Linked DNA regions of Homo sapiens: regions 1 and 2 are each linked to region 3. Evidence: chromatin contacts called from ENCODE Hi-C or POLR2A ChIA-PET data. All regions are on one chromosome and are shown on one strand. Each heading gives the region's core, a stretch centred on a gene start or an enhancer-like site at or near the end of the contact. The rest is flanking DNA. Distances are from core to core; before and after follow the strand shown. Region 1 overlaps LOC105376360 (a long non-coding RNA gene). Region 2 has its middle 30 kb from the start of LINC02668. Region 3 overlaps LINC02669 (long intergenic non-protein coding RNA 2669).

Region 1 (3,147 bases), core at 598-3,097, 250 kb after region 3:
ATTTGACCCCAAGTCTTGAGCTCTTGCTCTACATCCCCTTATTTCCCAAGGGAGTAGATTAAGAAGCAGCACCATGAGCTAAAGGCATGGATGCTAGAAAAGCTTCAGGTAAATTATCAGGGGATGGCCGACAAGGAAACCTATAGGAGCTTGGGGACAGGGAGGTCCAGGGAGGCTGGTTGGGTTCAGGGAGGCTGGTCCTCAGACAGATGGGAGCAGAGAAAGGGAGAGCCCTGTGGGGCAGGGGCCAGACTGATTACAAGACAGGGGCCCGGCAGGGAAAGGCAGGACCCTGGGGTGGAAGGAGGGGCCTGGACCTGGAGACAGGGGCTGTCATGTTGGCCTGGGGCCCGAGGGTGAGTGGAGGCTGGGCCAGCACGCTCCTCCACTCAGGGGCCTGTCCAGGGTCTGTGAGGTGTGAAAGGGCACCTGACAATGGGCGTCCAGGGACTGCAGAGAAGGGCCCAGGTCAGGCCTCAGGCTGCTGGTCACAAAAGGCCTCGTGTGACTCAGATGTCCGCTTGCTCCTGGACGGCTTTCTCAGGCTGGGAACGAAGCAGCTGGGCAGCTTCTAGTTCTACCTGCAGAGTCACTTTCTCGTGTGTTTGTTTCATGTCTTCTGAACGGCGGGAGCTGCGAGGGCTACTGGAAGTTGAGAAGTTATTCTGCTGGGACGTGGCCATGCCCGGGAACCAGTAGCTCCGTAACAGCACCTGAGCCTGCAGCCTGCCAAGCCCCTGGCGGGAGGAGGAGAGCCTTCAGGGATTCCCCAGGAAGCCACCTGAGCAGGACTAGGGTGGAAACATCGGAGAGTGAAGGAACAGCCTCTCTCTTGGGAGGAGTGTGATCAAGAGGAATGAGGAGAAGAATGAGGTCATGAATCCCAACACAGACAGGCAAGTACACAGGTCCAGAGCCAAAGAGACAGAGAGACAGAGAGAAAGAGAGCTGGCCCCAGTGTGAACAGACCTGAGCCAGTGCAGACGTATCCCTGGTTAAGGTATAGACAAATGCAGCCGGGCGCGGTGGCTCATGCCTATAATCCCAGCACTTTGGGAGGCCGAGGCAGGCGGATCACGAGGTCAGGAGATCGAGACCATCCTGGCTAACATGGTGAAACCCTGTCTCTACTAAAAATACAAAAAACTAGCCAGGCGTGGTGGCAGGTGCCTGTAGTCCCAGCTACTCGGGAGGCTGAGGCAGGAGAATGGCGTGAACCCAGGAGGCGGAGCTTGCAGTGAGCCGAGATGGCACCACTGCACTCCAGCCTGGGGGACAGAGCGACACTCGGACTCAAAAAAAAAAAAAAAAAAAAGAAAAGAAAATGTATAGACAAATGCTTATCACCAGAAGAAACTGAGATCTTTCATCTAAAATTCAGAATTCCAGGCATTTATAGTGATTTTTAAGAAAAAAAAAATTATTAAAATAGTGATTCATCCCCCAAACCAATTTATTATTCTTAATGTCATTAAAAACCACACACACACACAAAAAGACTGGAGACTCAGCCCAGGACAGTGAGCATAGTTAGAAAGAAAGCCACTTGAGCAGGACCGGGTAGAGGTTAACTTCCAACCACAGCTAAAGATGCCAGATTGTCATTCCAGTTCAGTAAAGCCCACCTCAAACTGTATTTATTGATTCATTTCACAATAATCTGCTACTGTATTCAACACTCTAAGGGAGTGAGGAGTTTACTTGATTCAGCGGTAAACGCAGAGCTCTGGTAGGAGGTATTAATACTACTTATCAGCAAAGGTTACTAGCTTGCAAAATGTTTGAATCATGTTACCACATGGTTACCAAAGCTGAGTTATGAAATGCCAGGGGCTGACTCTGGGTGCACAGCACTTACGTAAGTCACTCTGCACAGGGCGCTGGAGGAGAAGTTGAGTTCTATTACAGGAAGCAGAGGAAGTTTCAGCAGACAGTCACTTGCCAATTTGAACAGTCCAAACACATGGTCTTCCAGTTTACATGCCCAGTGGTTTCTAAATAATTCACATGTCAGCTGCACAGACACATTGATAGTGTCATGGGTTTTGATGGGTTGGCCCAAATCCCATCATGAGTACAGTTCCATGTTCCCCCTGAAACTGGCGACGAGAAGTCCTCCCGGGGGAAGGCAGACAAGGGCAGCAGTGGAGTTTTGGGGTTGAGACTGAGCCAGAAAGCAAAGTGCCACTTCTGCCCATATGATGGTGAGATTTTGGAAGATTCCAAGTCTGAGAGACTGGGTCATATTGAGAGAATCGTGGAAATCATTTGGAAACCGGGCAGTGGGGAGGGAAGGATAAAGCCGTCTTCCATTTAAAAGGGAAACAGATACAATCTGAATGTATCTCCCCGGTTTGTCTGCTAAGGAGAGACACTCTTGTCTGCCGATAAAGAGCTGAGAGCCTCAAGTAGGTCAAAAATAAAGAAAACAAATTGAAGGTGAGATTGATTCATGACACATGTGTTACAAGGTCTGGTGGGAGCCTCTACTTTTTCTGGAGGATAAAACCATCAAAGCACACTGCCCCCGTTTCATCACACCACTTGCGTATTATAGAGACACAATCAGTTCTCAAAATCCCTAATTTGGGCATTTTGTGCCTCAAAAATATTTGTTCCCTTAGTATTCAATGTGGCACCATAGTACGAGTGCAGGTGTTTTGAATTTACACCTATCCTAGCTTTCACTTCTGATCCAACTCATGGGTTTGGTACGTCTGCTTAGCAGTACAATTTCAACGACTAAAATTGTCCGTCTCTATTGACTATGAACCATGCAAAAGGACGACCACTGGATGGTTTTCACCACAGCTGTGGCCACAGTGGCTGGAGAGGTGGTCCACCCTAGAAGACCCTAGGAAATAGCAGGCTGATGACACTGAACACATCAGTTATGTGAAAGGTGTGCGTGCATGGTGAGCCAGGAGGCTCAGTCCTGGGAGCAAAAAGACATTATAATCTTTAAATCAGAAGTAATTCCAGGAGCTTTCAACTGATAAAGGGGCTATCTTATGACATGAATAAATAACTAGACATAGTAACAACAAAATGATATTTTTCTTACTCAGGTGATCATCTTCTTATTCAAACGTGTATGTCAGAACCTGACTTAGGGATGGGAAGTTAGAAAATAAAATGAGAAAAGTG
Region 2 (3,550 bases), core at 319-2,818, 240 kb before region 3:
ACTCCTTGGAAGATAAGATGGCCCCTTACTCTCTCTAACAACAGACTTCCAAGAGGAATTTCTCTATGATCTTGTTCCAGGAATGTGTTTCCCAAGAAGCAAGTCTGGATTCATCTTATGTACACTCCTGGCCTGTCTCTGGTATGTTTTCCTGGCTGGAGAATCTTTTGACAGCTCAGAGCCCAATCTGTGGCTCATCTCTAATGAATGTGCAGTATTTCTTATTTGCTTCTTGTTTTCCCTACCTTTCTTCGCGTTCTGATTTCATCATTCACTTCATTTTTTTTGACAGTGAGGTCGCTTTTATTATCATCCTCATATTACAAGTAAGAAGGAGCACCAGCATTTCAGTAGCTCTTCCTGTCAAAATGGCAGGAGCAGAATCTCAGCCTGCATTTGTCTGAAAATTATGAAGTAGATCTTTAAAAATATTATATTTCAAGTTTCAACACTAAATTACTATAAGGACACAAATAAGCTTTGGATATTTAATTTTTTTCTCACTTGAAAAGATGAATGTGTCTTCCTCTTTCATAGATGGCCTGTTATGATGAATTCAGCAGAATATAGCAAGTAACTCTAAGCCTCTAATTTTCTTTTGTATTTAACTATAAAAATATTTTAATTAATAAAATAAAAACACTCACGTATAATTTTACCACCCTAACACACTACTAACATTCTTACCTATTCTCTTCCAGATATTGTCCTTATGCCATTAAAATTGCATAAGCATATTCAAAATCAATAATTTATATTTTTGATTTTTACTGTTGAGTTTCTAAAGTCCATATATTGTTATAAGCCTCTTTAAACCCTTCTTGCAAAAGACAAAGAATAAGAGGATAAAGAATGTATGGAACCTGGCCAGGTGCGGTGGCTCACGCTTATAATCCCAGCACTTTGGGAGGCCAAGGCGGGCAGATCACCTGAGGTCAGGAGTTCTAGACCAGCCTGGCCAACATGGTGAAACTCCGTCTCTATTAAAAATACAAAAATTAGCCAGGTGTGGTGGCAGGGTGCCTGTAATCCCAGCTAATCTGGAGGCTGAGGCAGGAGAATTGCTTGAACCCAGGAGGCGGAGGTTGCAGTGAGCCAAGATCACAACATTGCACTCCAGCCTGGGTGACAGAGTGAGACATCGTCTCAAAAAAAAAAAACAAAAACAAAAAAAGAGTATGGGAAACTAACTTCAGTGCTGGAACATAAGACAAGGAAAAAGACGAGTCAGAAGTAGCACAGCCCCTGATCAAATGTGCTGTCCTCACATCCCTGTCATCTGGAAATGCCATTCCTTAACCTGGAAAACCTTCTTCTCCCAGATTCATATTTTGCCTCACCATTTACTTTGATCCCTGCAAAGGTAATGACATTGATTCCATGTTTCTAATTTTTCTAGAAATTCGGGGATCTGCTCAGCAGACCGGAACAACCCAGGAGGCATCTGGGCTCTGGAAGGAAATACAAGCCAGCCAGTTCCAGCAGCTTTTTCCCAAAGCCTGGAGCAGGCTCTGCTCTGTAGCTACTAGCATTTTTACGACAGTAACCTGAGGCCACTCATCTTAGGTCTGATTGATGAGTAGGTCAGAAATCATCCCAGCGTGGAACCCTCCTTGACTCACGCTGTCTGGGTGAACACACAGACCCATTCCACTGTTTCCTGGCCAGCTTGACTTCACTCTTCTTATTTTTCTTGGGCTAAGAAAAGACATTCTTTGCTGGATATAAATATCATGCATTTCAGAAAGTTCATATGTACAAATAACATGGATTCGGGATCATTACAGTTGTTAATTTTAGTAAAATAATTTTTTTCTTTGGCTTGCTTCTTGAATTCTTTAGTGATCTTGGACATACAAACACAGACTTCTTGTTCTAATTATCTCAGGTATGAGGCTTGGAAGTCGCAGTGTCCTGACTATTTCTGGAATTTAGACAGAATACAGCAGCCTGAACGTTCTTTCTGACAAGCCACAAGGAAACAGATGGGATATGTTGTTCCCTCCAGGGTGGGAGTCGCTGGCCCAGCCCCAGAGACAGATGTGCATTGAAAACACAAAAACTTTTTAGGTGGAAAATTTCAGACATATGTAAAAGTAGACAAATTCTATCACTGTGTTCGTATCACCCAGACTTCTGAACTACCAATTCGTGGCTGAAATTCTTTCATCCATGCTCGGCTTAGTCCTAACTCCTCTCTCCCCTGTGATTATTTAAAAGAAAATCCCAGGAAGATTTTTTTTTTGTGCCAAGGATGCATAAGAAGATCACCCAATACAATGATTTATATGGCTCATTTTGAGTTTTCCTATAGCACTGCCCTGGCTTTGCTGAAACCACAAGACCCATTGTGGCTGCATGACTCATCTTCCCCAGAGGCTGTCGTCTCAAGGTTTCTTGTGCTAGGGTTTTTGAAAGTAGCACATTGTTTCCAAAAAGCAAAATTCTGTCATTTGTCACCTACATTTAAGCATATCTATTGTGGCCAGGCGTGGTGGCTCACGCCTGTCATCCTAGCACCTTGGGAAGCTGGAGTAGGCAGATCACCTGAGGTCAGGAGTTCAAGATCAGCCTGGCCAACATGGAGAAACCCCACCTCTACTAAAAGTACAAAAATTAGCTGGGTGTGGTGGCACATGCCTGTAATCCCAGCTACTCAGGAGGCTTAGGCAGGGGAATCACTTGAATCAGGGAGGTGGAGGTTGCAGTGAGCTGAGATCGTACCACGGCACTCCAGCCTGGGTGACAGAGCAAGACTCTGTCTCAAAACAAAACAAAACAAACAAACAAAACGAATATCTGTCGTGAGAATTAAGGGGCCTATCTAGAGGCTCAGGGAATATTTGTCTCCCTAAGAAGTACTGACCTACGTAACTCTTTCAACAGCGAGCTTCATGCCTGCCTGTGTGTACGTATGGGTTTCTACACATCAGGCCGTGAATCCACATGTGTGTCATTCATGGACTAAAGCAGTGATTGAACACCTACTCTGTTCCAGGTACCGTGGTAGACAAGGCCAGGAGGGCCTCTGTTCCTGTGGGCTTCCGTTCTAGTGGCGAGCCACGTGCAGCGTGGTTGCTGGAGACGCGGGACGCTTTCCTGACTTGCATAAGAAATGGGCACGAGGTAGAAACACAGTGTTAAGAAGGCCTATGGGGATGAGGTCTTGTTGTCCTCCCACAGGTGTTCTGTCTGTTCAGAGTTCTGTCTCAGCCAGATGTGGGACCCCAACCAAAGTGTGCCCCCATCACGGGGGAGGCACCTGGGATAAGAGTAGGTTCACTTTTAAAGACATATTTGGTTAGAATTCAGGCCAGAGAAACAGGTGCCTCGTTGACAGGTGACCCAGGTCTGTGGTGTGCGAGCCATCTGCCTGGCAGGAGAGACAAACTTCAGCCAATGCTCTGGTGACTCTGCCTCCCCGCCCCTCCTTTCTGGGAATTGGGTTCGTCTCCAGGGTGTCTCACCTGCAGGAAGGGCCAGCCTGTGCTTTCCTGTCATTTGTCACCTGGCCTCTGCTGGAAGTATCTTCTCTATGGGGGTCCTCTCT
Region 3 (3,472 bases), core at 813-3,312:
CCTCCAGAGTTTGGCTTAACACAGCTCTTCCTCTTCCTGAAAGTTACAGCAGGAAGCCGTTTTCAACGTTGCTTGTAAAACTGTAACTTCAGCATTACACAAACTTCAGGAATGAAAGCTCACCTGCAGGAACATGAGTGAATATAAACAGGGGTGCCTAGAACCACTGCTCACAGCTAGAAGCCTGCGCGGGAGATGGGGGTGACAGGATAGGAACGGGGCGGCTCAGGCCCCAGCCATGGCACCATCACAGAGTGCGTGCCTCCCTCCTGTTTTCATGCACGTGGCACATGCCGGAGGCAGCCAGGTCACCAAGTGGTCAGAGCTTTCCTCTGCTTTACACCACGTAGGACCCATCTGAGCATTTTCCGGAATAATTATAGGGTGATTTTTCAGGGAACGTGGGCAGTGTTTCTATTTTCAACTTTAAGTTTCATGGAGGAAATTTTTAGAGTAAATGGTGTTATGTATATGGCTATATTTCAGCTAAAATCTGTATTCAGTTGGTTTAAGATTTGAAGGAAAGAATAAGGAGATTATAGATTGGAGACTGGCTTCTCAGGAAGTTTCTACAGAATCTAATCTTATCTCATTGCTTGTATTTGTACTTCTCTATTCAGAAACAACTAACAATATAGAGTTTTTCATCTTTTCGGAACCATTAGAGTTTGTTCTTTTTTTTTTTTTTTTTTTTTTTTTTTTTTTTTTGTGAGACGGAGTCTCGCTCCGTTGCCCAGGCTGGAATGCAGTGGCCTGATCTCAGCTCACTGCAAGCTCCACCTCCCGTGTTTATGCCATTCTCCTGCCTCAGCCTTCCGAGTAGCTGGGACTACAGGCGCCCACCACCATGCTTAGCTAATTTTTTGTATTTTTAGTAAAGACGGGGTTTCACCGTGTTAGCCAGGATGGTCTCGATCTCCTGACGTCATGATCTGCCTGCCTCGGCCTCCCAAAGTGCTGGAGGCCGTGAGCCACCAGCTACAGGCGTGAGCCACCGTGCCTGACCTCGACTTTGTTCTTAAAAATGTAAAAATATCTATTTTTTTGCAGTTTTCCCTTTTGGCAATAAAAGTATCATTATATATTAGGTCTTTAATATATATAATGCCATTAATAGATATAGACTTTATTAATGAATGTTAGAATATATAATGTGTGTGTATATTATATATTCTAACATTCAGTGTATATATATATATATACACACACACACATTATATATTCTAACATTCAGTGTATGTATATAAATATACACACACATTGTATACTCTAACAGTCATTAATAAAGTCTATATAGAATGAAAATTATGACATTTAGGTTCTTACTGACTGAAGCCATTTTAAATATTAGATGTTAGTGTAACTTTTTTGATTGTTCACAGACTATTCAATGTCTGAAGTTGTTTTACTATCTTCAAGGGCAAAATAAAATTCTTTGTACACTTGCTTGAGTTTTCTTTGTTTACCTTGAGGATGAGCTGGTGAAGACTTAAAGGCAAATTGAATGCATCTGGTTTCAGATCCAATGAGTGCAGCTCACAGAGGGTTTTCTTAAAAAGGCATTTGTATCTTTTGTAGAAGCACATTGGAGATCTTTCACAAGCCCTTGAAGAAGTCAGGAATAAAAAGTTGCAACTTCCCCGGGAGAGAGCAACTCTGACCCTAAAAGTTAACGTTACATCCCAAACGTGGAAAACAGGAAATTTCAGATGGGTTTTGGCAAAACACATAGTGCCACTCCTTCTCTTGGTGTGCTAAGTTTTCCCAAGTCTGTGTACTCCTTATAGCGCAGGAATTCTCCAAAGGCCAACATTTCAGTTCCAGAAAGAGAAATAGAATCAACGGCAACAACAACAAAACAACTTTACCAAGAGCAAGCAAATTGCCTCGTCTTGGTGACTCCTCTGCAAAACTGCAAATTCCACCCCCGTGCGGCGGGGCAGGACATCTCCCAGACAGCTGGGGACACCCTTTCCAGCGGGAGCGGGAGGCGCTGTTGTTCAGGAAAGGAAGTTGTGTGTTTGTGAATGAGCGCACTTTGTGGTTCATGTGTTTGGGCAGGACAAACTACACCACAGGGTTGGGCGGGGCTGTGTGTGCTGGGCACGTACGCTTCTTTGTTTTGTCAGCTTCCCGAGAGATCAGGGAGAGCATAGATATATCCCTTTTTCAGTTCAGAGGAAAACACCTAACAACAACCTCAACAAACACAACAACAACAGCAAAAGGACGAAGCGTGAGCCAGAAATTCCATCTGCGTGAGTATGCTGGGAAAAGCCTGGCGAGGAATCCTGGTTGGTGAAAAACAGATTCGGTGCTTATTGTTCTGCTCTGTAAGTCACCAAAGAAATGTGGGCGTGTGCTGCTGGAAAGAAAATAGACTTCCACAAAAAGTATGAATCACTTTTGTTAATTGTCAAAGAAAATATATATTAAGTGATTACTTAGCTTCTGGAATTAAAACAAAATGAAAACAAACAAGCATCCTCTGTCTCTCAATACTTTTAAAACTGAAGATGGCAAAATAAGGCAAACCAAAGCCACCAGTGCATCTTGGCATGGTCAGCAGAGGAGGGCAAGTTTTCTAAAACCTTAAAAAGTATCTTGGTGTCATGAGCCTTAGAGTTATTTGAAATGCAGTTATGTGAAACCCCCCTCTATCTTTCATGAAGCCTCAGAAAGGAGTCCAGGGAGCCGGGGTTTGTGGAAGTTAGAATTTATCTGATGATCCAGAGCTGCTTCTCCCCCACGATAGGTCACCGTGAATCGGAGTATTTTGTGGTTGGCCTTTTCAAACAGGCAAGCATTTGGTGGTTTGTCTTTTGTTTAATTTGTTACCAGATCACACAAGATATTTTTCAACAGAATTTCAGAAAGCATCTTGGGAAATCCACAAAAATGGGCTGAGTCATCTAACCAGAAACAGTCCACACCACATCTGACTCTGAATGCCTGGCTTTTCTTTCTTTGGGGAGAAAGTTCTCAGCATCAGTTGGATGAAAGGGCAGGGAAGTCGAGATTGATTTGGGGTTTACAGGGACATAAAGAGAAATTACCAGCCCCAGACTCTGAAAATTTTTAAGGTATCAGAAAAGTGCTTGTGATAGAACCTGATGATTGCTTTTGGTGCCTGGGATGGTTATTAAGGGTCAAAATAATGTGGAGATGCCATCATGGAAAAGTGACTGTGATATGAATCTGTTGCTAAAAATGATGATTTCAAGGAGCAGAATGACATTCCATCCACCTATGACACGCACTTCACATTTGGTTAAGGGTTAGGCCAAGAGCTTTTTTTCTTTCTTTCTTTCTTTCTTTCTTTCTTTCTTTCTTTCTTTCTTTCTTTCTTTCTTTCTCTCTCTCTCTCTCTTTCTTTCTTTCTTTCTTTCTCCCTCTCTCTCTCTCTCTCTCCTCTTTCTTTCTTTCTTTCTTTCTTTTTGTACAGCTCTTGCAGCTCTAAACCCACAAAGCA

What was found. A loop is a pair of places that touch in the nucleus more often than their neighbours do. ChIA-PET counts read pairs that join two places held with the same protein, here RNA polymerase II (POLR2A). Pooled maps may share reads with other maps.
Region 1: a map of gastrocnemius medialis shows a loop between it and region 3 (3-fold over the local background). The contact joins two enhancer-like sites. A Hi-C loop is called at or near these places in 2 of 168 maps with a recorded cell type or tissue (GM11168 and gastrocnemius medialis) and 3 of 50 pooled maps. POLR2A ChIA-PET finds 5 or more read pairs at or near these places in 1 of 52 experiments (MCF 10A).
Region 2: a loop to region 3 is called in a map of chondrocyte, with 5 times the contacts of the local background. The contact joins two enhancer-like sites. A Hi-C loop is called at or near these places in 9 of 168 maps with a recorded cell type or tissue (CD4-positive, alpha-beta memory T cell, IMR-90, ascending aorta and 6 more) and 9 of 50 pooled maps. POLR2A ChIA-PET finds 5 or more read pairs at or near these places in 2 of 52 experiments (BJ and MCF 10A).

What each region holds. Positions count from the first base shown.
Region 1 is chr10:3,718,869-3,722,015 of GRCh38, forward strand. All of the region lies in intron 1 of LOC105376360 (a long non-coding RNA gene), which reads left to right. Among named protein-coding and RNA genes, the nearest start is that of KLF6, 65 kb to the right of the region's middle. Within about 2 kb of position 1,848, at least 10 of the 41 ENCODE cell types and tissues checked have a DNase peak (open chromatin) inside an H3K27ac peak, as active enhancers do; they include gastrocnemius medialis, where a contact is called at or near this core.
Region 2 is chr10:3,225,588-3,229,137 of GRCh38, forward strand. No RefSeq gene overlaps it. Among named protein-coding and RNA genes, the nearest start is that of LINC02668, 30 kb to the right of the region's middle. Within about 2 kb of position 1,569, at least 8 of the 41 ENCODE cell types and tissues checked have a DNase peak (open chromatin) inside an H3K27ac peak, as active enhancers do; they include IMR-90 and ascending aorta, where a contact is called at or near this core.
Region 3 is chr10:3,465,534-3,469,005 of GRCh38, forward strand. All of the region lies in intron 3 of LINC02669 (long intergenic non-protein coding RNA 2669), which reads right to left. All of the region lies in intron 1 of LOC105376360 (a long non-coding RNA gene), which reads left to right. The region is part of intron 1 of LOC124902538 (a long non-coding RNA gene); the gene reads left to right. Among named protein-coding and RNA genes, the nearest start is that of LINC02669, 36 kb to the right of the region's middle. RefSeq lists an enhancer at 1,775-2,974. Within about 2 kb of position 2,063, at least 32 of the 41 ENCODE cell types and tissues checked have a DNase peak (open chromatin) inside an H3K27ac peak, as active enhancers do; they include IMR-90, ascending aorta and gastrocnemius medialis, where a contact is called at or near this core.